Linked DNA regions of Mus musculus: region 1 is linked to region 2. The links are chromatin loops, found by intact Hi-C in ENCODE. Cell type or tissue: heart. All regions are shown on one strand. Each heading gives the region's core, and the rest is flanking DNA. Links, peaks and the distances in the headings are about the cores only. Region 1 holds the start of Cideb (cell death-inducing DNA fragmentation factor, alpha subunit-like effector B). Region 2 holds the start of Tinf2 (Terf1 (TRF1)-interacting nuclear factor 2).

Region 1 (16,432 bases), core at 3,927-11,926, 78 kb before region 2:
TTCCTTGGGAGATGGGGAGAAGAAAAACCATCTCCCAGGACTCTGCTGAGAGGATGAAGACCACTGCCTCGAAGACAAGGCAGGAAGTTAGGTTTGAACAATCAAGGCTACTTACCGGGAATGCCAGCAAAGACATTTCACAAGAGCTGGTTTTCTCAGAAGGGCCCTGAGTCATGACTCTGGAGTGATGATCTCACACAGCGAGTTCTTATAACAAACTCCTTTAGGAGTAAGTAGTGTGCTTCTCTAAGCGGGATGTAGGTGACCTATTTCAGAATTAGGAACATAGGGCTATATCGGCCCATGTGTCCCTTCGAAAATTGTCAATCACAGGGAACTAAGGAACTGTTGAGAGGGACTCCACCAGAGTGGTCCCTCTCTAAGACCAATAAACCTTTCAGTATCCCCACAATACACACCTCACTCACAGGCTTAGCCGATTTCAGACTTTAGTTTTAATCGTGAAGCTGCCTGCAGAAGCCAGGCCAGAGCATCCTGTCTCTCTGCCCTGACTTGCCCCACCCCTCCCTCTCTTCCGCTTAAGCCCAGTCCCCAACATGTTCTCCTCCAGGTACAGAAGTGGGTCAGGCCAGAGTTATGAGTTGTGTCATAACCCAGCCTACTGCAGTTCACTTCGAAGACTCAGGAATGGTGGAGGAAGTCATGAAGCTGTCGGTGGGGCCAGGCTCAGGACAGGCAGGTGTGTCCTTCGGGGTCTGGACCAGAGTGCCCCCGCGGCGGGTGCTGGACACCTCCGAGCCAGTGCCCTCCAGTAGCTTGACCACGAAGCCCACGCCCGCCGAACGCAGCAGGCCGCCGCCCGCGCACGCGTACAGCACCGGGTTCACGCTGCTGCTCAGGAAGGCCAGCGCGATGAGCACATAGCGGGCCAGCCTCAGACGCTGCCCCGCAGGGCTGTTCTTGTCCCAGCCGGCCACTGTGCGGCCGGCTTCCACCAGGTTCACCAGGTGGTAAGGCAGCCAGAAGGCGGCGAAGGCCAGGATAATGAGCACCACCAGGCGGCCGGTGCGGCGACTACGGCGGAAGCGCCGAGCCTGCAGCCTGCGCCCGATGTCAGAGTAGCTGGCCACCACCGCTAGGAAGGGCAGCAGGAAGCCCGTGATGGCTTCGAAGAGCAGATGGAAGACTTTATGCTCTTTGTTGGGATAGTTCGGAGCGCAGATCAGAGTCCTGTTGTTCCATTTTACTGTACGGTACACAAGGACCGGTATGGCCAGCAGAAAAGACACCACCCAGATGCCTGCCAGCACCCATCGGGCAAAGGCCTTAGTACGAACCTTTTGGGACATAAAGGGGCGGGCCACTGCCAGTGATCGGTCCAGACTCATGATGGTTATAAGCAGGACACTGGCATACATGCTTATTCCACAGACATAGTGGCACAGGCGGCAACCCATCTCTCTAAAACTCCAGGTGCCTCGAGCCAGAAAGTGGAGGAAAAAGGGAGCAGTGAGCAACACAGCCAAGTCGGCCAGGGCCAAGTTCAGCACCAGCAGGGCGGTGACCGTGCGTTTCTGCATCCTTTTCAGGATGCTCCACACTACAAAGCTATTGCCAGGAAGCCCCACAGCCAGGGCCACAGACAGTAGAACAATGGGCAACAGAGACAGGGACATGCCACCAGGAGAAGAAGGTGCTGCAGGAGATGTAGTGTTTGCAGCCATCAAAAGGACCTAGAGAGTGAAAGTGGACACACCCATGAGGGGAAAGCCAAAGGATTCTTGACCCCCAGCCACATCAAACTAGCATGGAGTACTCTGGTCTCCAAAATCAGAAGTTTCAGAGGCACCTTCAAAATATGTCACCCCATCACTGTCAACCTCATTGCTCTTTTTTTTTTTTTTTTTTTTTTTTTTTTTTTTTTTGGTTTTTTGAGACAGGGTTTCTCTGTGTAGTCCTGGCTGTCCTGGAACTCACTCTGTAGACCAGGCTGGCCTCGAACTCAGAAATTTGCCTGCCTCTGCCTCCCAAGTGCTGGGATTAAAGGCGTGCACCACCACGCCCTGCCAACCTCATTGTCTTAAAGGCGCCTGGTTGAATAGAAAGACTAATTTCCTAACCAGGCTGTGGGGCCCCTTCTTTGCTTCAGACCCAGTTGCAAAATGTACAGCAACAGCAGTATTTCCAAAACCCTTCACACTCGTTTCCTTAAGAGAGCCTGGAACCCAGCACCAGGCTGGGAGACTTTCCTCAGCACTGTGCACGCCTTGAAAGGCTAACTCCTCTATCTCCCAAGAGGCCACTGTCCACTTTCTCCAGTCACCTACCCACACTCTCTAGAGCTGACCATGGGGCACCAGGAAGAGCAGGGCAGGGAAGAGTTAATGGACAAGAACCATCCCTTTACAGAGGTCGGGCTTTCTTTGGGGATTCTGTCTCACCATCTCTTCAAGTTATAATTGACACACACACCATACTGACACACACACACACTCACCCACAACACACTGACATTCACATACACACTCAAACACACACACCATACTCACACACACACACACACACTCACACACACACACACACTCACATACATACTCACCCATAACACACTGACACTCACATTCATAAACACACACAACATACTGACATACATTCACACACACACATAAACACACTCACACACACATACACACACACCACACACACACACACACACACACACACACACACAGACACCATACTGACTCTCTCACACACAACACACTGACGCATACATAAACACACACACCATACTGACATACTCACACACATACACATAAACATATTCAAATACACACACACACACACACCATATCATTCCTAGGATACTTACAGGGTTTCCCTGATGCTGATCAGAAGGTAATGTCTTGTCTAGTTGTTGGATATACAATCCTTGAATCTGTCTTAGTGCCAGGGTCCTGGTCCCACTTCTAGGTCTGTCAGCTAAGTCAGCCAGAGAGGAAGTACCACAGAGCAGAGCAAAGGAGGCGGGGCGGGGGAGCATCTTCCTGAGGGTGAGGCTGAAAACCCCCACACCTCCCTTCACTGTTGGGGTGGGACAGTCTGTGTTCCAACGCAGTCCAAAAGAGAGGAAGACTCTTTGGGTGGGGCTAAGTGAGTAGTAGCCAGAAAGGGGCAGTGAAGTAGGAAAGAGGGGTGCCAGGAGTGACTTGGCTTGGGGTGTGGTCTAAAAGTGCAGGTCTAGACAGGAGGAGTGAGCAAAGTTACGGATTGAATTGTAGGAGAAGGAAGCAAGGGAGAAGGCTAAGATTGAGACTGCTGATTTTAAAAATATTATCTTTGTACTTCACATTAACAACCTGCACATGCTGTAGTTTTTTGATTAATGCGCTTTTAGATTAGGTTGACCGCCTATGTTCTGTGTATTGTTGTGAGTTAGGGTATCATGGTATTAAAAACAGCATATTGGGGTCAAGGCCACCCTAGGCTATATGGGAGAGAGGAGAGAGAGAGAGAGAGAGAGAGAGAGAGAGAGAGAGAGAGAGAGAGGAGGAGGAGGGTTACAAAGAGAAAGAATATCAATGAGAATGTGAAAAAATGAAAGAAGAGAACCACAACCTAATCTTGACTTCAGGCAGGTCAGACCACAACTGTGGTGTGGCTATAAGAGACAAGCCACATCCAGCACTGCCCGTTCCAGGTTAACCAATTCTCCATTCTTTATGAGAGACATCAAAGTCTAATTGATCTCCTTCATGACACAAAATACGGATGTCTTCCCCTTACCTTACCCAGGCCATTTAGCAGCCCTGGTGGACTTTCCTTCTGGGATCTAGGCAAGAATCCACACTTCTTTCCTGTATCCCTACAGCCTTGTACCGTCTGGTTTCAACTCTGACAGGGAGAATGTGGGCTAAGCTAGGGGATACTGAGAATGAAGAAGAGACAGGATGGCTCAGGGCCAGCAGCCCTACCTCCCTCCAGCCCTACCACAAGAGCATCTAAGAATTTGTAAAGCCACCACAGCCTTCTACTCCCCTCGACAAAAGAAAGGATGCTGGCTCTCTTTGAAGTGTCCCGTAGCACCAAGAACACAGCCCTCCAGTCTGCACGGGCCTTTCTGTTTGTCTTTCACTCTGTCACTTCTTAGGCAAAGCAGCATAATGGTGATCACTGATGTCCCTTTTGTCCCCCAGTGCCCTCACCTGCTGTCAGTTGAGAAAAGCCAGATCAGCATTGGCCCAGTAACTGTCAAGCAGAGGATATGATGAAAAGGGGAGCTGAAACCACAGCAAAAACAGAGGGCAGAGTTGAGGAAGGATCTCTCTGACCACATGGGGTGTGTAAGGTGGAGAGTAGACAGCAGAGGAAGGTCAGGAACCTCTGCTCCAGAGCACCAGGACAGGACGGACTCTGTGTTTCAGAATAAAGCTTTGGGTTCAGAGCTCCAGGGTCACCCACGGCCCTTCCTAGCGGACAGTGGGTTATCTTTGCACTTTCTCCCCACTCCATCTTCCTTGGGAAGCCATCTTCCCTCCTCCTCCAGAGCCTAGGCATGCTAAGCACACTTCCTCCCTGATTCAGAAGTCACGTCAACCCTGGTTTTGGTGTTTGTAGCATGACCCTGGAGACTGAGTTTCCTTTTTGTGTGTGTGTGTGTCGGCCTCTGCCTGAAGGGTGAGAAATACCATTGAAGTAGAGCCCAGAGTAGCCACTTGGGAGGTCAGCTGTCTCAGTTTGCTGGGGACTGATGCATGTGGGAACAGGAATTCTGAGGGCTAGGAAGAATGGTCTGAGCCAACTAGGATGGACTGGTTGTGTGTGCAGCCATGATGCTCCTTAAAGGAAAAAACAAAAAAAAAAAAACAACAACAACCAAAACCCAAAAACCTTGCATTCTACTTTCCCCCTAATCAAAGGGGTCATTCAGGTTTTAGATCTGATAATAAAGAGATTCCAAAAGATGGAGGCTAGAAGTAATAGAGAAGGGTGAGGAACATCAACAACAGGAAGAAAAGACGGAGAAAGGGAAGGCACTGCCTTCCTGTGCATGGCTTTCAGTTTTCCAGATACCCCTGCCATTCCCCACACGTGGTGGCGCACACCTTTAATTCCAGCACTTGGGAGGCAGATTTCTGAGTTCGAGGCCAGCCTGATCTACAGAGTGAGTTCCAGGACAGCCAGGACTACACAGAGAAACCCTGTCTCAGGAGAAAAAAAGAAAAAAAAAAAAAACAATCTTCAAACTTCCCCTTTTAAAGCAACCTCTGGCTCCTGGGTTTCTTCGTAGGCCTGGTGGTTTATAGGGGGTATGCAAGGATGAGCCCAGGGTCAGAGGGAAGTGTTAAGTATTGGGGTCCCAGGTTCCTGCACCCCCATCCAGCCATGTGCTTTTGTCTCAGTGCCAACCACCAGTCAAGCAGGAACACTTTCCCTTCACGCTACACAGACTTCCTTCCCTGCTCGTAGGCCAGTTTCTTCCTCCTAAATGCTTCTAAGAATAGATTTTATCCACCCCCATCCAAACTCTAAAGTGGTTCTCCAGATAGGCCTGGGGAGGCAGACGACCTGGATGGGGAGGCAGGACAGAAAGCCGCTGAAGGCTGACACCATCCAGTCCTGACCTGTCTTGGTAGAGCTTGAGAGAGCTTCAGTACACTCCAGGAGCACACTTAAGCCATCAGCGAATGGCTTCCCAGGGTATTTCACAAGAATAGCTACTGGCAACGTGTAAATAGTGTTGGTACACGGATCCAGGCTGTACTGTAAGCACAAATTTTGAACATAGGCCACAGTCACCCTCACAATGCCATGGTTTGGAGGAATCAGGTTCAGATAGAGAAATCCTTATTCAGCCAAACTCAAACTGCAATCAGAGAAGGGTCCTCAAGTACTCCAGAGCTCTGGGAACACAATGAAAAGTGGTAGGGGAGCCCCAAGGTGGGGTTTAGGGTCTTGTCTACCATTCTTGACTGTCTTTCTCCGTCTTGCCCCCATCTCCGCCTCCAGGGTCTCCATTGCCCCTGCCCTGCCCCATTACTTTCAGCTTAGGAGTAGTTCGGAGTTCCATGGTACCCTCCCTAGAGCGGCTGCCCCCTCGGGCCTCCCCAGAGCCCTCGAAGAGTCGAGTAAGGAACCGAGGCCCGGCCCGCGGCAGCAAATCCCCCGCAGTGAAGACATAGAGCACTGGGTTGACGCTGGAACTGAAGAAAGCCAAGGCTGTAGTTCCAGCGCGCGCCGCCTGGCCCGCCCCGCCGAGCCTGGCCAGGGGTCCTTCCGGCGGAGCGAGCGCGGCCACCGCCTGTAGGAGATTGACCGCGTGGTAGGGAGCCCAGAGCAAGCCAAAGGCCAGCACGATGGCGCTCACCAGACGACCCACCCGTGTGCCTTGTCGCCCCGAGCCCCAGCGCGCTCCTCGCAACCGCGCCAGCGTCACGCCATAGCAGCCGAGCACGGTCCCAAAAGGCAAGACGAAGGCAGTCAGGGTCTCCAGGCTCAGATGAGCAGCTGCGTGCACTGGCGATGGGTGGCACAGCTGACACACGCGCCCGCCCCAGAGGTGGCGGTAGACCGCGGCCGGGACGGCGAGCACCAGGGCGGCCAGCCAGACCCCCAGCAGCAAGCGGCGGGCCAGGGCCGGGCTGCGCAGTCGGGGAGCCAGGAAGGGCCGAGTGACAGCCAGGCAGCGCTGCAGGCTGAGCAGGCCGGTGAGCAGCACGCTGGCGTACATGCTGAGCGCGCACACGTAGTACACCGCCTTGCAGCCCACCTGGCCCAAGGGCCAAGCCTCTTGGCTGAGGAAAGCCACAAAGAGCGGCGTGAGCAGCAGCACCGCGCCGTCGGCCAGGGCCAGGTGCAGCACAAGTGTGGCCGCCAGTGGCCGGCCCGCCGTGGGCCGCCAGCCCGCTAAGCTCCATACTACGAAGCCATTGCCTGGCAGTCCCAGCAACGCCGCCAGCAGTAGAAAGGCAGTGCCGGTGGCCCGCGAGCCCTTCCAGCTCAGTAGTGTCTCATTCCCAGGCGGACGGTAGCAGACAGACATCCTTCTAGGGGGAGAGCTGCAAGAATCCAGGGAAGGGGACATTCAGGATTGGGGCAAAAGCCCACACGACCTCTGATGCTAGATGAGAAGGAGCGTGCCTCCCCCAAGTTCTCGTCACCTTGCCTCTCTTCTCTCCAAGAAACCAATTCAAACAGCTCCTTAGAACCTGTGGCTTCTGTCCTCAGTCAAACCTTCCCACCTTGGTATGTTCCCAGAGGTCGCTGGTACCAAGGCACTGGTGTTCCCCAGTTCCGTTGTAGACAGTCACTGTCTCCACTTCTGGCCTTCTGCATACCTGCCTCTGTATCTAATCTCAGTCTTTGTATCTCAGGGCTAAGGTGGCTGTAAGGAGTAAAGGAGAATGGGCAGATCTACTTACCCGCTGGGAGAGAACAGCATTGGGGGGCGCAGAGAGATTTAGGAAGGTGACAGGTGAAGCCAGCTGCTGTGGATGAGGTGCCTAATCCTGCCCCGTGCCTGTCACATTTGCGGAGAGGATGAGTCAAGAATGGAGAGGGACAAGATGGTGCTCACCCTGGGCCCTCCTTCATCCTACTCCTTCCCATCACTGACAGGCCCAGGCATGTGGAGGCCAGCCTCCCCAGGAAGCAGGATAAGGCTGAGGTGCAGAGAAGGCTCAGCCTGCGGAGAAGAGCAGTTGTACCTGCTAACGACTGCTCCCACATCTCCCCACCTCTGGCCCCAGTCCTTTCAGCCCACCTCCTGCAATGTTTATGTTCTATCTAGCCTCCATGGCTTGCAGGCAACAGAGAAGTAACCCAAACAAGGCGCTCTCCCAGCTGCTCTCCTTTTGCTTGTTTCAACCTTCCGTTCCTGCGGAGTGTCCTCTTCTGCTTCAGTTTCTTTGGGGGCCTGTCAGAGCCCCTCCACCCTACAGCTATTACTCAGTTGCCGGTGACATTTCAGTGTAATACATGATGCTCAGGCCTAAGGCTATGCATTTGGGTAATAAGAGCTTACAACCTGGTTTAGGGGTGGAGATCATAACACTGGGGAGGGACGGAACATATTAAGATCAGGAAGAAAAAAAAAAAAAGATCAGGAAGAAGGCTGAAGAAATGGCTCAGTGGCTAAGAACATTTGCTGCTCAGCCAGAGGACCTGGGTTTGTTTTCCAGCACCGTGTTAGGCAGCTCATAACTATTTGGAATTCTAGCTCAATAGATTCTAACACTGACTCTGACCTCCACCTCTCTCTCTCTCTCTCTCTCTCTCTCTGTGTGTGTGTGTGTGTGTGTGTGTGTGTGTGTGTGTGTGTGTGTGTCACACACACCAGGAAGAGGAGAACAATCCAATGCATTGCTCCCCATGACTAGCCATCAGGACCCTGAGGTATACAGAATACCTAAGGCAGAATAAAACTAGGGCATGCCCATTGAGGGAGGATTGCCCTAGAGGTGTTATACCCCTATAATTTGCCCTTGATTGGTGCCTGAAGTGGCCCTGGCTGGGGCTCCAGCTGGCATGAGAAATGAAGCTGGCTAGGTCACAAAGCTGTCCAGGCACTTTGTGTTTCTCAGGTGTAAAGGGCTGCAATATATGTGCCGCCACTAGATGGTGCTAAACCTCTTTGTGCGCAGCTGCGAGAACACAGCCAGCCAAAGCCACCAGTCCGTCTCCGGGGCTTTTGCCCAACCCCTGGGGGCTTTAACCTATCCCCAGGGTGCATGAGGATCATGGGTGTTGCTACCAGTCCTAGTTTAGACACGTCACCAAAAGTATTTAAGCCACACACTTTCTGAGCCTTCTTTGTCTACCTCACTATGTTTAAGAAGTAAAAGTTAACCGTGGAAGAACCTGGTGTGTCCTGTGTTTATTTCCCGCGGGACGGGGATAAGCTCGGGATACTCAGGACTCAAGAAGCTAGGGAACTAGGAGAGCCTTGGAGGCTCCCAGTCAGGAGAACAGGGACTGTGCTCAGTTAAGGGGTTTACTAACAGTAAATCTCAGTTTCTGTGCAATTATCCATCGTGGCTACAGTTAACATCAGACATGAAACCTTGGCCATCACAACTAAAATTCTTAGACTGAGGAGAGGCTCAGTCCTTGCTATACAAGTGTGAGGACCTGTATTCGGCACCCAGAAACCATCTTAAAGGGGTACATGGGTTGTAATCCTGGTGTTGGCAGATGGAAACAAGTGGGTTTCTAGGGCTCACTGGCCAATGATCCTAACCAGCACAGCAATTTCCAGGCCTATTGAAGACCTTGTCTAAAAGAAAGAAAGAAAGAAAGAAAGAAAGAAAGAAAGAAAGAAAGAAAGAAAGAAAGAAAGAAAGAAAGAAAGAAAGAAAGAAAGGAAGGGAGAGAGAGAGAGAGAGAGAGAGAGAGAAGGGAGGGAGGGAGGGAGGAAGGAAGGAAGGAAGGAGGAAGGAAGGAAGAAAGAAAGAAAGAAAGAAAGAGAGAGAGAGAGAAGGGAGGGAGGGAGGGAGGAAGGAAGGAAGGAGGAAGGAAGGAAGGAAGGAAGGAAGGAAGAAAGAAAGAAAGAAAGAAAGAAAGAAAGAAAGAAAGAAAGAAAGAAAGAAAGAGAGAGAGAAAGGAAGGAAGGAAGAAAAGAAAAAGAAAGATAAAAAGAAAATAAAGAAAAAGTTGTTACCCGAGGAACAATATCCAAGTCCTCCAGCTTCCATATGCATGTGTTCTCTCTCTCTCTGTCTCTCTCTCTGTGCTAAAGGCTAAAGTCCTGACACTCCTCTGATTAGTGTAGTGGGGATCATAGCTGGAGATACATTTTGGGGGTGAGGGGTGGTCTTTTGAGACAGGGTTTCTCTGTGCAGTCCTGACTGTCCTGGAACTCACTCTGTAGGACAGGCTGGCCTCGAACTCAAGAGATCCACCCATCTCTGCCTCCCAAGTGCTGGGATTAAAGGTGTGCGCCACCACTGCCCTGCTGGAGATACATTTTTAATTAGCAAACCAAAAAAGATGAGAGTAGTGTTGGCTCATAGACACTGAAGCAGGCATTTCAAGAGAATAAAGCCAGAAAGAAAAAATGTTTAGCCAATCCTTCTCCAACCAAAGAGCGGATACGCAGGAAGGCCAGGGTTCCAGAAAGGATCCTGGTGATGCTGGTTCTGTAGATCAGAATCCAGTCTCTCATCAGACACAGTGTCCCTCCTTTCATAGTCTCCAAGTCTCTTCAGCACATTTAGCCCAGGCTTTTCCAAAGACTGAAGTTTATAACTTTCCAGTAGGTGGCGGCAGTCAGCAGGGCTCACATGGAATGTTCCATCTCTGGGATTGTGGGCCAGAAACTGTTCTAACGCTGTTCTAATAGGAAGATGAGTTCAAGGTGGCCAGTGTGGACTATAAAGTAAAACTGTATTTGGATGAGGGGGCGGCGGATCAAATATCTAACTTCATCCTTCACATCTCTAAAGAGACACAAACGGCGGACTTTGGTTACTTCTACCACTTCACATAGGCTCCTCCTCCTACCCTCTTCGACTTTGTCCCTCTTACTGACCAGGCAAGGGGGTCAGAGTCCACGCTTGACTCACCTCTCACTTTACCAGGGCTAAGATCTCAGCTTTATACAAAAAAGCAAGAACAACAGAGAAGCACCCAGCCCCAAAGCAACAGGGAGAGAGTCACCTCCCCCATCCCTCTGCATGGAGTACCTTTCAGCCTTCAACCCCAATGGCCTGCTAAGGTGATGTCTAACCCTTGCCTCTATATGTCAACCCTAGGGATATGGGCAGACAAGGCAAAACAGCCCAGGAAGACTCACTTCCCTATCTCCTCTACAGATTTCTCTCTTTTTCCCTCTGACTCTTAAATTACTATTTTGTTCTCCCTCTAAGTCTCTCCTTTGGATCTGTAAACCTAGACCCTCTAGCTACCCCACCCCCCACCATTATCAACAAGTTTGCCAACCCCCCCCCCCTCCTTACTCCTGTTTTGTTTCCAACCATCAGGTCAGTATCCACTGTGAGCTCGGAGTTAAGCCGTAGGGTCTGGAACTCAGCTCCTCCACCTCAGCGACCCTTCCGTGTCTGTGATCATAAGCGGACAGTCCGGAAAGGACTGACAGCTGCCAGCCTCCAAGAACTGCTAGATAAGGTAAGTGGTCAAACTTCTGGGTTCCTAGAACAAGGAAGCCATGGGACTCATGATAGTGGGGTCAGGGAGCAGGAAGTGTGCAGGCTCCATGATTGCCACACCTTCAGAGGTCGAAGAAACAGTAAGCCAGTGACCTGTTTGCATTTGAGTAAATTAGTCTCTGAGTAGTAGGCTTTCTTTGGCAGAGGAACAGTAGGTAACAAGGGCTGGAGAGATGGGCTCAGAAGTCATGGCAACTTGTATGTCTTTTCATAGTGCTAGGAATCAAAACTCTAGGCGAGGGCTCTGCCACCGATTTAAATTCCCAGCCCTTGATTTCTATGAAAAAGCCAATTTCAAATCCTGTTTCTGCCACTTGTTAGCTGTCAAACAATGGGAAAATATTCAACCTATCAAAACCTATTGTTTTGTTTTTCAAACAGGCTCTCACTTTTTAGCTCAGGCTGACCTTGAACTCAAGAATAGAATCCTCTTGCTTCAGGCTTCCAAACACTGAGATTAAAGACGCATGCCTCAAAACCTAAAAAAACTCTTTCAATGTTGGGCATCAAAGCCAGGTCTTTCAGCAGACTGGGCAAACAATTTCTTCTGAAGCGCAGCTCCAGCCTTCAGTTTGTCTACACAAGGGTCGAATAAACTGTCTTTTACAATTACTGAATAAATGGAAAGTCCTTATAGTTGACAGACATGGACAGGGGATGTATCTCAGCTTTTATCTTTTTAATGAGGTCAGTCAACAGACAACTGGAGCAGATGTTTATTTAACAATCTAGTTAGTAAAGCTAAGCAGAATCCTCTGGAGATTAGAGTGGCCTGCCCTAAGGAGGGAAGCAGCCCGAGGTGTGTTGTGCTAGGTGACTTGAGGTTAGGTGGCTTTCTTCCCCAAATCACAGTGGACTGGGCCTGCCTTTTGGAGTATTTTCTCATGTGGTCCCTACGAAAAGAGGTGAGGGAAAGGAGAGAGAGCCCAGCAGTGAAGAGCATGCACTGCTCTTCCAGAGACCCAGGTTGAGTTTCCCAGCACCTACCTGGTGGCTCACAACCACGTAACGCCAGCTCCAGAGAATCCAATGCCCTCTTCTCCACACATTCACATAAGCATAGTTCCCATAAACATTTAACAATAAAAATTTAGGGGCTGGAGAGATGGCTCAGTGGGTAAGAGCATTGACTGTTCGTCCAGAGGTCCTGAGTTCAAATCCCAGCAACCACGTGGTGGCTCACAACCATCTGTAATAGGACCTGATGCCCTCTTCTGGAGTGTCTGAAGACAACTACAGTGTACTCATATAAATAAAATAAATCTTTAAAAATAAAATAAAAATTTAAAGGAAGCTGTGTCAAGCCACAGGATAATCAATGTGAGGTCAGGTCTGTTTAAGATTCCCTTTGATAGTGTTTACACATTGGTCAAAACCCTGGGGCCTCAGTTTCTGGTGCAAGGGAATGACTTAAGCACAGCTTCAAGGATGCTCAGTCACAAGAGGTCTATCAGAAGGCACAGCCACTAAGATGTATGGTTACCTCCGCCCAGCTCCTTCCCTACAGGGTGGTCCTGCGGAATCTGATTCCTGGGAGAGGTGCAGGTTTTAGGAGCTATCCTTAAAACTGAAGTAGAGCTGGCCAACCAATCACATGTTTTAGACCAGCACCTCGTGCTTGCTCCTTGAGAGGGCCTTACAGGAGTCAGTGAGAGCCCCGCTCCTCCTGGTCACCTTGACTGTTTCTACCCAGCCAAAGCCTTTTCTTTCTCACCCAATTGTTCCTAGCCTCACTACCTTAACCCTGACGTTCCTTCTATGGCTCACACGTTTGCACTTGGCAAACAGTTTCACTTGGCCTCAGGAAGGTTAAATGGTGCTAACTTAGAAAACAATTGTAGAGAACAGGAAAGCATAGGACGACACTGCAGATAAGATAGATCAGACAGGTTTCATCTGGACAGACTTGGAGTCAGGGTCCAAAACTGTTGAAGTCTGGTTTTAAACTTCTGGACTCCAGTGATCCCCCTGCCTCTGCCTCCTGAGCAGCCAGGACTGTAGGCGTACTACCACACCCGGCTATGACTGATTTGTCATTCAGTTCCAGTAGGAGTGGCTCAGAGAGGAGCAAGAGTAGGTACGGAGGGAGGGAAGGAGGGAAGGAGGGTAGATAGGTAGGTCTGCTCTGTGAAGGTCTATCAACAGCTACCATTTCTGTTGGGTGGTCATGGTCTCACATACTTTTAATCCCAGAACATGGGAGGCAGAGGCCAGTGACTCTCTTGAGTTTGAGGCCAGCCTGGTCTACAGACCAAGTTCCAGGACAGCCAAAGCTACACAAAGAAAGAACTGCAACTTTTAGGAAGGATGAGATGAAGTGTTCATGTCTACAATCCCAGGACCCAGCAAACTAACACAGAATTGCTAAGTTTGGGAGCAGGCTGCACTACACCAACACCCTGTCTCAAAAAAAGAAATAAACAAACAAAACCCCTACAGGGAAGATGGCAAAACACCTGGAGGTAGAGCTGATATGCCAACCAGCGTGAGGCTGACGGGGCCTCCCTTCCTGCCTCTTGTCACTGACAGGTCCTGGAGACCTTGCTGCTACGTGGAGTGCTAACACTGGTCCTGGAGGAGGATGGGACTGCTGTGGACAGTGAGGACTTCTTCCAGCTGCTGGAGGACGACACGTGCTTGATGGTGCTTGAGCAGGGCCAGAGCTGGAGCCCCAAGGTGAGAGCCCCACAGTGGGGCTGCTTAGGTCTCCACTCCTTTCTGGTCCTCCCTGGCTTCTTCCCTGGCCTACCACTGACCTGTGGGGGCACAGGCTCTGGGGAGCTGTGAAGGACATCAACCATTAGATGACATTGGGAAGACAGATCCGGCACTGACAGGATTAGTGGTGGTTCCCAGGGTATGAGGGCAGGTCCACTTCAATGATGAGAATGTCCCACAGAGTGGGATGTTGTCATACGGCCTAGGACGGGAGAAGCCAAAACACAGCAAGGACATCGCCCGCATCACCTTCGATGTGTACAAGCAAAATCCCCGAGACCTCTTTGGCAGCCTCAACGTGAAAGCTACATTCTATGGACTCTACTCCATGAGCTGTGATTTCCAAGGAGTTGGCCCTAAAAGAGTACTCAGGTCAGAGACCAATCTGTCATGCAACCCTCGGATCCATGTATCCCATAAACTCCCCCTTATCAGCCCCCCACACCAAAGCATCCAACCCCGACCTCCTTGCAGCTTCCTTTAACTCTCTGATCTCCACTCTGCCCTCCAGGGAGCTCCTCCGTTGGACTTCCTCGCTGCTGCAAGGCCTGGGCCATATGCTGCTGGGCATCTCCTCCACCCTTCGCCATGTGGTGGAGGGGGCTGATCGATGGCAGTGGCACGGGCAGAGACACCTCCACTCCTAATGAGATCATGCTTTGAGCCTGTGCTGAAAGACTGGTTCCATGTGACACAGGAGGGTAGTAAAGGCACCATCAGGCTTGGGGTCTGCAGTGTACCCTAGGTAACCAAGCTGACTCCATCCTAACAGATCTGCACACTGCCTTGTTCCTCTGGCCTGTACATCTTCCTGAAGAATGCTACCTGTCTTCCCTCCACTCCTGCCTTCCACATACCCTGCAGAACCACAGCCTTGTCCCCTGCATCCTGATCCCACCGTAATCGCTGCTTCATCTAGGTTCTTACTGACGCCTACCCCTAAGATCCTGCATACCAACGGCCACTGTCCCTAGCTTTACTACAAGATAACTTTCCCCTAAAAAATAAAATAAAAATATTTCCAAGAAAAATACAAAAGTCTTTACCAGTATGTCTTGGGAGAGGGGAGAGAATAGCAGATGGACATAGAGATTAACAAGATCTAGCTGCCACAGAGCAGGCTAGCCTTGAATTCTTGATATTCTTGTTTTACCCTCTGGAATAGTAGGTTTACAGTTTTGTGCATGTTACTACATCTGGCTGCAGTAAGACTTTTGGATCCAATGTAAACAGGAAGGGTAAGCATGTTCCCCTCCCCATCAAGACCGAGTCCCGTTGCAAGTCTCAGTCTTCAAGTATAGAGCTCAATGCCCGCCTCCGCTTGGCCACAGTACTTTGCTGTTGTTCCCAAGCCTCTCGCCTCTTCAAGAAGGTAGTAAGGGCCACATTTCGAGCCACATGGTGGCCAAAAGGATCTTGAATCAACTCCTGGTTCTTTTCTCCTGCAAAGAAAACCACTCCTACTTAGCATCACCCATGTTTAAAGACAAACTCTACTTGAGGTAAAGGGCCATCCATTTTCAATCAACACTGGCCTGAAACAGGAATTACAGAACACCTCACCCATTAAAGCCGGATAAAGGGGAGGAGTAAGAGACTACACAACATCTCTGCAGAATGCAGAACCAGACTGCACTTTTGAAATCTGCTGAACCAATCAGCTACCGGGTACAGAAGGAGCCTAGAAACCACTCACCCAATTGGCAGTGGTACTCACCCAATTCAGCAGCAATTTCCTTCCGAGCCCCCAAAGCTGCTCCACTCCAGATGGCATCTAATACACGGCTGCCATGGCGGCTACAGGCAAGAGCCACATACTGTCCCTGAATAGAGACAAGGAAGGTAAAGTCCCTCCAGGGAAGTACACAGGTGTGTTCTGGAAACGGAGAAATAACTTCAGAAGCCCTGAGAGGCACAGTTTAAACAACACAGGAACTATGGACTGATCCTGCCTCCAGCTCTCAGGTCCAATCCTGAGATTGGCAGCTCATTTCTCTAAAGCAGTAACGGAGGGGACTAGAGCACAAGTCTAACCTTTAGGGTCTTCAGCACACGACGACGCTGCTTGTGTGTCACTGAGGGGCTACTCAGGATGGCATCAAATACATGAGAGCCAGCGGGGCTTTGGGCCAGAGTCAGAAGCTGTGGTCCGGTCAAGGCACTCAGACTTCGAAGTACAAGTCCAGGATTAGAAAAATACAGCAAATGCTGGAGCAGTAGAGACCCAAGTACAGTCACCTCCCTCAGCGCTCTGGCTGTGGCCATTTCAACCTGGGAGTACAGAAATAGGGAATTAGGAAGCAGGTGGATGACGGCATCGCTAGGTTACTGCACCCTTTTCAAAGGGGTCAGAAGTCTCATGTTAGCCCAAGGGGTTTCCCAAGCCCTAAGAAGCCTGGCCCCCAATAGCCCTATCTTACCTGATGCTCTGCAGGCACAGCCCCCTCCTCCTCCATTAGTTCATAGTATACCTCATAAGCCAACAAAGCAGCAAAGAGAGGCACGCAGGCTGCTTGCCGGGACGGGGGCTCTGCACAATGAAATGCCTAGATAGGAAGACAAAGCACAGTGACTCCTGAGATGGACCC
Region 2 (8,000 bases), core at 1-8,000:
TCCTCAGTTTCTTTAATTGGCACATCTGAAGATCTGAAGTCCCACAAAAAATTCTTTGGCACGCTAAAACAAACAAACAAACAAACCCCAAGCAAAACATACACACAAACTTTAAATTTTCAGAGCAAGCATAAGAACCAGACTCAGACATGGCAAATGGAATGGAATTATTATACTAAAAACTTTAAAACTACGCTCTGGGGCTGGAGAGATGGCTCAGCGGGTAAGAGTACTGACTGCTCTTCCAAAGGTCCTGAGTTCAAATCCCAACAACCACATGGTAGCTCACAGCCATCCATATGACACCCTCTTCTGGCGTGTCTGAAGACAGCTATAGTATATATATATATAACAATAAATAAATCTTTGGGCTGGAGCAAGCCAGCAAAGGTCCTGAGTTCAATTCCCAGCAACCACATCATGGCTCACAACCATCTGTACAGCTACAGTGTTCTCATATACATAAAATAAATTAATTAAAAACAAAAAACTATACTCTGGCTTCTAACAGGAAAAGTGGACGAGCTGGAAGACCAGGCAGGTAATGTGCACAGAGAATTCTAAGGAAGAACTGGAAGGAAACAACACTGGTACTGGGACAAAGAGTGCCTTGGCTCCTCTTGCTATTCTGAGTTTTCTGGGTCTGTGCTTATGGACAATTCTCAGTCATTGCTGTTGAAGAACCCTGCTATTAAGGTTTCAAGCCACCATGTCCTGATAGCTCTCTGAACTCTATACAAAATGGAGGAGTCCCTTTCTCATCAGGGCTCCCCTTTCTCTGCCTAACTTTATTTGGAGAGTATCTCTGAGCAGAGTGACCTCATCTGAAGAATGACCCCGTGCATGACTGAGCACACAAGTCACAACTTCCTGCCCTTGTGATAATTACACACGGTGTTACGATCAATCGGCCCTCTCCACTCTTAGCCCTAAGAGCCCTTATATACCCTAACCCTGGAACAATAAACTAGACTTGTCTCACGGAAGCTGTCTCAGTCGTCTGAACCTGTTCTCTGCTCTTGCTTCCTCTGTCCTCGGGCCAGGGGCCAATGACCCTCCCCACCCAACCCCCAGGAGAAGGAGAACCACAGTTGCTTCAAACATTACTTCATCATCTATTCTTATTGTGTGTATGTGTGGCATGAACTTTTCCTGGGGAGAATAACTGAGCCTCTGAGCTTGAAGAAATCAATGTCAATGAAAATTTCCAAAGCTAGGGCTCATGCAAGAGCCTACCAAGCATGCACAAAATACCACATAAGCCAAGAGTGGTGGTGCACACCTGTAATCTCAGCACCCGGGACATAGAAGGCAGAAGGATAGGGAGTTGAGATACCCTTGGCTACATAGCAAGTTTGAGGCGACGTTGGGATGTATAAGAACTTTTGTAAAAAGCGGAAATGATTCCAAAACTGAAATGCAAACAATAGAGGAAAGTAAAAAAGATATAATGTCCAAGAAGTGTTAAACTACAAATGGTACAGCATACTGTTGTGAAATGCTGTCTGCTGAGCAGAACAGCCACTACCATCTTTTTTTTTTTAAAGATTTATTTTATGTCTGTGAGTACACTGTAGCTGTCTTCAGAACAGGGCATAGGATCCCATCACAGATGGCTATGAGCCACCAATGTGGTGGCTGGGAGTTGAACTCAGGACCTCTGGAAGAGCAGCCAGTGCTCTTAACCACTGAGACATCTCTCCAGCCCAGCCATCACCATCTTAACCAGAGCAGCTTACCATAAGATACCTGTAAGAGCCATCTGGGTGCAGCCTGTTCACATTCCTCCAGGGAAGTAGGGGAAAGAGTCCTGAGACCCTTGCCTGAGATTCCGGCCACTCTCCTGAACCTCTGTCCTAGCTGTGTGTAATTGGGCCCTAACTTCACGTGCTCCTTAGAAATAATAGTATAGAGTGTGGAAGATTAACTGGAAAGAGATCTCCATCTACAGCTATAGAGAACTTGTCATTCATGGAAAGATGAGTCTTTTTAGTGGCATGTTGTTTGGGGGCCACCTACATGCCTGAAGGCGATACCTACTGGTTCACAAAACCACACTTGGGTAGGATCATTACTTTGGTCTGTCATTGTCCTATTCGGGATAAGCAGCTGCTGTTTCACCTTCCCAGGAAAGTCCATTCAACACAGACACACATTGTTATAGGATATTTGAACCTGTTTCTAGCTGTGGTGTGGCTCAGCCCTTAGTACACACTTTTAATCCCTCTGGCTGGAATACAGACAACCCTTCATACACACCTTCAATCCCAAATAATCAAGGCAAAGTTAGTTTGTTGAAGGAAACAGTCATATTTGAAAACAGTTTAATTGAGTGGCAGACAAAATGATGGATCAGAGAAATATCTGACAGAGTACAATCTGCCCAACTCTCAGGAGAAGAGAGAGGAAAGGAAAGCTACTTAAGGGAGAGAGAGAGACAGACAGTACAGGAAGAAGAGAGTACAGTAACGGAATACATTAGAGTTTGTGGAATTGAACCTCAGTCCTCTGTAATATCAGTTAGTGCTCTTAACTGTGGGACTATCCCTCCATCCCCTTAATTTAATTTTTTAAAAATACTGTATTTATTTTTATTTTATGTGCGTTGTTATTTGTCTACATGTATGTCTGAAATGAGGGTGTCAGAGTCCCTGGAACTGGAGTTACAGTTATGAGCTGCAGTAGGGGTGCTAGGAATTGAATTCAAGTCTGTGGAAGAGCAGCCTGTGCTTTTAACTGCTGAGCCATCTCTCCAGCCCCCCTTAACTTAATCCTTAACCTTGAAGGCCATTAGACAGTGTTCTCTGGTCTAATTTCATCCTTTCCTTCCTACTAGTTTCAGCACTTTTGTTTTTGCCTGTGATTGTGTGTGTGTGTGTGTGCAGGTTGAGTATCACTCAGCTCTGTGTTTGTGATGGTATTTGTTCTGCTTGCTATTCTGAGTTTTCTGGATCTATGTTTAGTATCTATCATTAATCGCTTCTCAGCCTTTTGGCTAAGATCAAGTGTAGTATCTATCATTACTTTGGGACACTTCTTAGTCATTGCTCCAAACATTTCTTCATCCTCTAGTCTCACTGTGTGTAACAGTAGTTTTTATTTACCTGTCTCTGTCTGCTAATCTAGGCCTTGTATGGAAGCGTCTAGCCTCCAAACTATCTAATCTAGGCCTGGAAGGTTTTCAGCCTCTGAGATTTTCTTAGTTAGGTTTTCACTGCTGTAAAGAGACACCATGACCAAGGCAACTCTTATAAGGGACAACTTTTAATCAGGGTTGGCTTACAAGTTCAGAGTCTCAATCCATTATCATCATGGCAGAATGCATGGCAGTGTCCAGGAAGGCATGGTACTAGAGAAGGAGCCAAGAGTTTTACATCTTGTTCCAAAGGCAAACAGGAGAAGACTGGCTTCCAGGCAGCTAGGAGAAGAGTCTCAAAGCCCACCACAGTGTCACACTTCTTCCGACAAGGCCACATCTACTCCAACAAGGCACACCTCCTAATAGTGCCACTTACTCTCTGGGCCAAGAATATTCAAACCACCCCAGAGTTATTGCTGAATAAACTCGCCCCTTTTTAGTTCTTTCTGACTTCTGTCCATCTGGTTCAACTCAGCTGTTCTGGCTCAAACTCTTCTCCCAGCTGACTAATTCAATCTGGCTTCTCTGAATTGCTGTTTGACCTCAAACTAACTTTAGCAATCTTTTCTAATCTTCTGGCTCTTTCTCATGTTCTTACTTGTTCTGTCTTTACCTGTGCATGCCCCCCCCCCCTCTGTAACCTCCATCCCAGGAGACTTAAATCTTCACCTGCCCTCCATGGGCACTCCACACACATGGTTCACAGACATACATTCAGACAAAACACTGGTCCACATTAAATAAAAATAAAGTATCAAAAGAGTTAAATTAATACATGATAGCTTTAAAAAGGAAATTAATTTCTCAGCTTTAAAAACAATGTGTAACTAGATTGGACTTCTACCCAGAACCATGCAAGCAACAAGGGAGTAAAGTATTTACAGTACTGAAAACAAGGGGGAAAAAAAAAAACCCCATCTCACGCCGGGATTTAGAGGTGTGCACCAGCACACTCTGTGGGAAAATTCTTTAGAAAAAATGAAAGTGGGGCTGGAGAGATGGCTCAGCGGTTAAGAGCACCGACTGCTCTTCCAGAGGTCCTGAGTTCAATTTCCAGCAACCACATGGTAGCTCACAACCATCTGTAGTGGGGATCCAATGCCCTCTTCTGGTGTGTCTGAAGAGAGTAATGTGTACTCATACATAAAATAAATAAATCTTTAAAGAAAAAATGAAAGTGGTAAGGTCAGAAATGACAGAAAAAAATATGAAGAAAACCCACTTCAACATTAACATCCAGTGTAGTACTTTGGTACTGGGTCTGGAAAGGCTCTGAATACTGATCTGGAGAACCAAGGCAAAGTGTGAGCCATGAGTCTGGGAATGGAGGAAACCATTCAAATAATGGGCAGGTTTCATAAAATTCCTGCAAGGTGGGCAAGGCAGATAATTAATTTAAGCAACAAAGTAAAGCTGTACACAGTGTGCCCGGTTCTGTCCTTGGGGAGAGCAAGAAGAGTCAACCCACTAAAGGACTCCATCAAGTTAGTGCTCAAAAGAAACTTGGAAAAGGAAGCCCTTAAATATTATAAACTACACGAAACAGCAAAGATGTGGCACAGAAAAGCATAAAACGGCTGTCATCCTACTGTCCAGGAGAACCCTGACTAGCCCTAGGATATTTCAAACTATATTCGTTTAGGCACCGGCGAGTCAGGACAGGAGGGCGGAGTTACCACTCAGGCCTGTGTTTGGTTTTTTGAAACGAGCGAGCGCCCTCTTCTGTTTCGCGAGAGGAATGGCAGAATTTTTCCTGGGAGCGGCTGGCGGCCCGGGAAGGGCTTGGCAGACGCTGATTCAGACACCTAGGTTTACAGCTTGCAGGGGTGATGGAGAGTGACGCTAGGTCGTACGTCACTTTCACAGTGCAGGGGACCTCGTGACGTCACAGCTCCCTCCGCGGCCTCTTCCGGGGAGGGAAGCCGCGCGCCCAGGCGGAAGTGACGTACTCCTGCGTTTCCCTCAGTGGCGGCATTTTAAGTTTAGTGATCTGGACAGGTTGATACACTTAAGTCACCGCCTGAGAGGAGACTGCGGGGTTCCCGTGGCTCCGCGAAATGGGCCCAGCTGGTCCGCCGACCTTCCGGTGCAGATGAGAGAAGCGGGGCTCCGCCTACGGGAGCGTCCGGGAAGCCTGGGTTGAACGAAAGGAGGAAAGGGCGCCCGCGGGCCATGGCCCCACCTCCAGGGGTAGGTCCCGCGTCTCTGCGGTTTGCTGCCGCCGCCAGCTGGCTGGTAGTCCGCCGTCGCCGCGTAGAGCACTTCCCGAAAGTGGTGGAGTTTCTGCAGTCCTTGCGCGCTGCTGCCCCCGGCTTGGTTTGCTACCGGCACCATGAACGCCTGTGTATGAGCCTAAAGGCCAAGGTACTAGAGAGAAGGACGTCTGGTTGGGACTAAGATCGGCTGGAAAAGGGTAGGTGTTCTGAGCCCTGTACCGTGCAGGTGGTGGTGGAGCTGATCCTGCAGGCGCGACCCTGGGACCAGGTCCTGAATGCCCTGAAGCATCACTTCCCAGCAGAGTCCAGAACAGTAAGTACCACTGGACCCCGAAGCTGTGAGTGCTATCTTGGGCAGACCAAACTCAGGCCTGATGCAACCAAGTTGCCCCTGGGTCCTAGCGACACCTCCTCACCCAAATTTTCCTGTCTTCAATATCCTCAACAGACAAAAGAAGACAGGAAGCTTTTGGAGGCACGGGAAAATTTTTGCTTGCTTGTGAAGCACCTGTCAGAGGACCCGCCTTCGAGCCTGCAGGTGAGAATGGTTGGTTTGGAGGATGTTATGGGATTCCTGTTTTGTTTTGTTTTGTTTTCTAAAATTCATCTGACCTGCTTCACTTTCCCACATACAGGAACTAGAACAAGACTATGGGGAATCCTTTCTAGTTGCCATGGAAAAGCTGTTGTTTGAATACTTGTGTCAGCTAGAGAAAGCACTGCCTCCAGTCAGAGCACAAGAGGTTGTTGAGAAAGAAACACTTTAAGGGCGGAAGGCTGGGTGGCTTCCCCGAGAACTATGATCTTCCTATCTGTCGCCTTGCCCACAGCTTCAGGATGCTCTAAGTTGGAGTCAGCCGGGCTCGTTCATCACTTCTTCGGTTGCTTTGCACCAGTATGGTATGGACATGGGGTGGACATTTCCAGGTAAGAGGATCAGCGGAGATAACTAGCAATTTGGAGGTTAGTGTTTAGCTCTACCAAACCTGAGTCAGCCGAATGGAAGTTATATGGGCCTGTAACACAAACCTGAGTTTTAACCTAGTTCTAATTTTATAAGGCATCTTATTTTATCTTTCAGAGAGCTCTACTTCTGGCTCAGGGAATCTGATAGAGCCCATGGAAGAGAGTCCTCATCAGCAAACCAGGCCAGCATTCCACAGTCCTCTGCCTAAAGCTAAGCTTGGCCCTCACCAGCCAGCTTCACTGGAGCACCCAGAACACTTAGCTGGCCACCGCTTTAATCTGGCCCCTTTGGGAAAGCGAAAATCCCGATCACATTGGACATCGGCAAAGGCGTGCCATAAAGAGCGGCCCACAGTCATGCTACTCCCATTTAGGAACATGGGCTTACCAGCTCAAGACTTATCTAACCCTAAAAGCAGGGAAGAACCCGGTGCGGCCTCAGCAGCTTCTGTGGGAACAGAGCCAGTCTGCACGGAGGAGGCTAAGACTCCATCTCGGCCTTTGGGGAAAAGGGCATTAGAGGAGACCCCACCTGACTCACCGGCTGCAGAGCAGGAGTAAGGGTCTCTTCTCCTTCCTTAGGAATACTTTCCCTGCCTGCTTCCCTTCTTCACCCAACCTTTCCTTTGCCTTCACCTCAGGAACAGTGTGAATTGCGTGGATCCTCTAAGACACTCATCACCGCCTCTTACAGTCAAGAAACCAGGTAAGCTTTGGACCAGACGGCGTTGGGACTTTCCAAGGCCTGTGCTCACCTAAAAGTGGGTCTAGGTTTTGTTTCTGCTTATTTTTTTCGAGACAGGTTTTTTCTACATAACCCTGGCTGTCCTGGAAATTGATATGTAGACCAGGCTGGCCTTGAACTCAGAGATCCCCCTGCCTCAGCCTCCAGAGTGCTGGGATAAAAGGTGTGGGCCACCAAGCTAGGCTAAGAAAGAGGTTTTAATTGTGGTTTCTTTCCTGCAGTGCTGTCCCCAACCCCGTGTAGCTCTGTTATTACCATAGGGGACTTGGTTTTGGACTCTGATGAGGAAGAAAATAACCAGAAGGAAGGGAAGGTGAGTGGGAAGAAGCAGAAAGCCAAGCCAGAGGGCGGGCAGAACAAGGCAGGGATACATGTGAAGTGTTCCCAGTTATAGGAATTATGCTTTCTTCTCTATAGGAGTTTTTGAAAAACTACCAGAAGACGAAGTTTGACACCTATATCCCCATGTTTTGTGACTACATCCCGTAGTGTCCTGCCTATTCCTTTCTGGCTACCTAAACGGTTCTCACTCAGGTCCTCTGGAATATTCTCTGCACTCTGTCCATCTTCTGCTGCAGCTCTGCATGCAATTTAGTGGAAAAGAAGAGGAAGTCCAGACTTGAGTTGCCTGGCTACATTGCTGAAAGCTTTGTAGCACTTGAAAATTAAATATTGATTTGTTTCACTATTGATGGGAAGAAGGGGAATAAAGACTTGCATAGGTCTGTGTAGGTCATTCCTCCGAAACATAACAGGCTTCTCTTAGCTGGTTGAGGCCCTTCTCATATTTACTCCTTTGGCAAGAGTTTAGATTTACATAGAAGGGTTGAGAGAGCCTGGAAGGGAAACTGTCCTTATGCCATCCTAACAGTCATCCCTAAGGCCAGAATACACTTTGTAAACTTGCTTGCTACCAAGTTAGCTTAGGCTGGCG

Evidence for each region. A loop is a pair of places that touch in the nucleus more often than their neighbours do. Peaks named below come from ENCODE experiments on the same cell type or tissue, not always from the same donor. Only the 100,000 strongest peaks of a DNase experiment are listed, where the experiment ranks them.
Region 1: it touches region 2 in a loop (2.5-fold over the local background); 5 of 42 quality-filtered maps call a loop at or near these places.

What each region holds. Positions count from the first base shown.
Region 1 is chr14:55,752,495-55,768,926 of GRCm38, reverse strand. It overlaps Cideb (cell death-inducing DNA fragmentation factor, alpha subunit-like effector B), which reads left to right and starts at 10,503. Exons shown (of 5, transcript NM_009894.3): 1 at 10,503-10,675; 2 at 10,941-11,085; 3 at 13,656-13,802; 4 at 14,026-14,216; 5 at 14,356-14,875. The coding sequence starts at 10,635. The coding sequence ends at 14,491. Ltb4r2 (leukotriene B4 receptor 2) reads right to left here and starts at 7,499. Exons shown (of 2, transcript NM_020490.2): 1 at 7,383-7,499; 2 at 5,698-7,019. The coding sequence starts at 7,003. The coding sequence ends at 5,921. It overlaps Nop9 (NOP9 nucleolar protein), which reads right to left. Exons shown (of 10, transcript NM_026403.3): 7 at 16,265-16,390; 8 at 15,879-16,115; 9 at 15,562-15,667; 10 at 13,293-15,286. The coding sequence ends at 15,129. It overlaps Ltb4r1 (leukotriene B4 receptor 1), which reads right to left and starts at 2,965. Exons shown (of 2, transcript NM_008519.2): 1 at 2,834-2,965; 2 at 435-1,694. The coding sequence starts at 1,685. The coding sequence ends at 630. In heart, for the core only: CTCF peaks have their summits at 6,218, 8,565 (motif pointing right) and 10,211 (motif pointing right); DNase peaks (open chromatin) are centred at 5,466, 6,356 and 8,576; H3K4me3 peaks cover 2,851 bases; H3K27ac peaks cover 3,023 bases; H3K27me3 peaks cover 1,909 bases.
Region 2 is chr14:55,678,893-55,686,892 of GRCm38, reverse strand. It overlaps Tinf2 (Terf1 (TRF1)-interacting nuclear factor 2), which reads left to right and starts at 5,076. Exons shown (of 9, transcript NM_145705.3): 1 at 5,076-5,503; 2 at 5,582-5,668; 3 at 5,804-5,893; 4 at 5,991-6,098; 5 at 6,186-6,282; 6 at 6,437-6,878; 7 at 6,963-7,027; 8 at 7,288-7,379; 9 at 7,484-7,813. The coding sequence starts at 5,312. The coding sequence ends at 7,555. It also overlaps a transcript of Gmpr2 not described here and the pseudogene Gm25887. In heart, for the core only: a CTCF peak has its summit at 4,880 (motif pointing left); a DNase peak (open chromatin) is centred at 5,032; H3K4me3 peaks cover 1,827 bases; H3K27ac peaks cover 1,391 bases.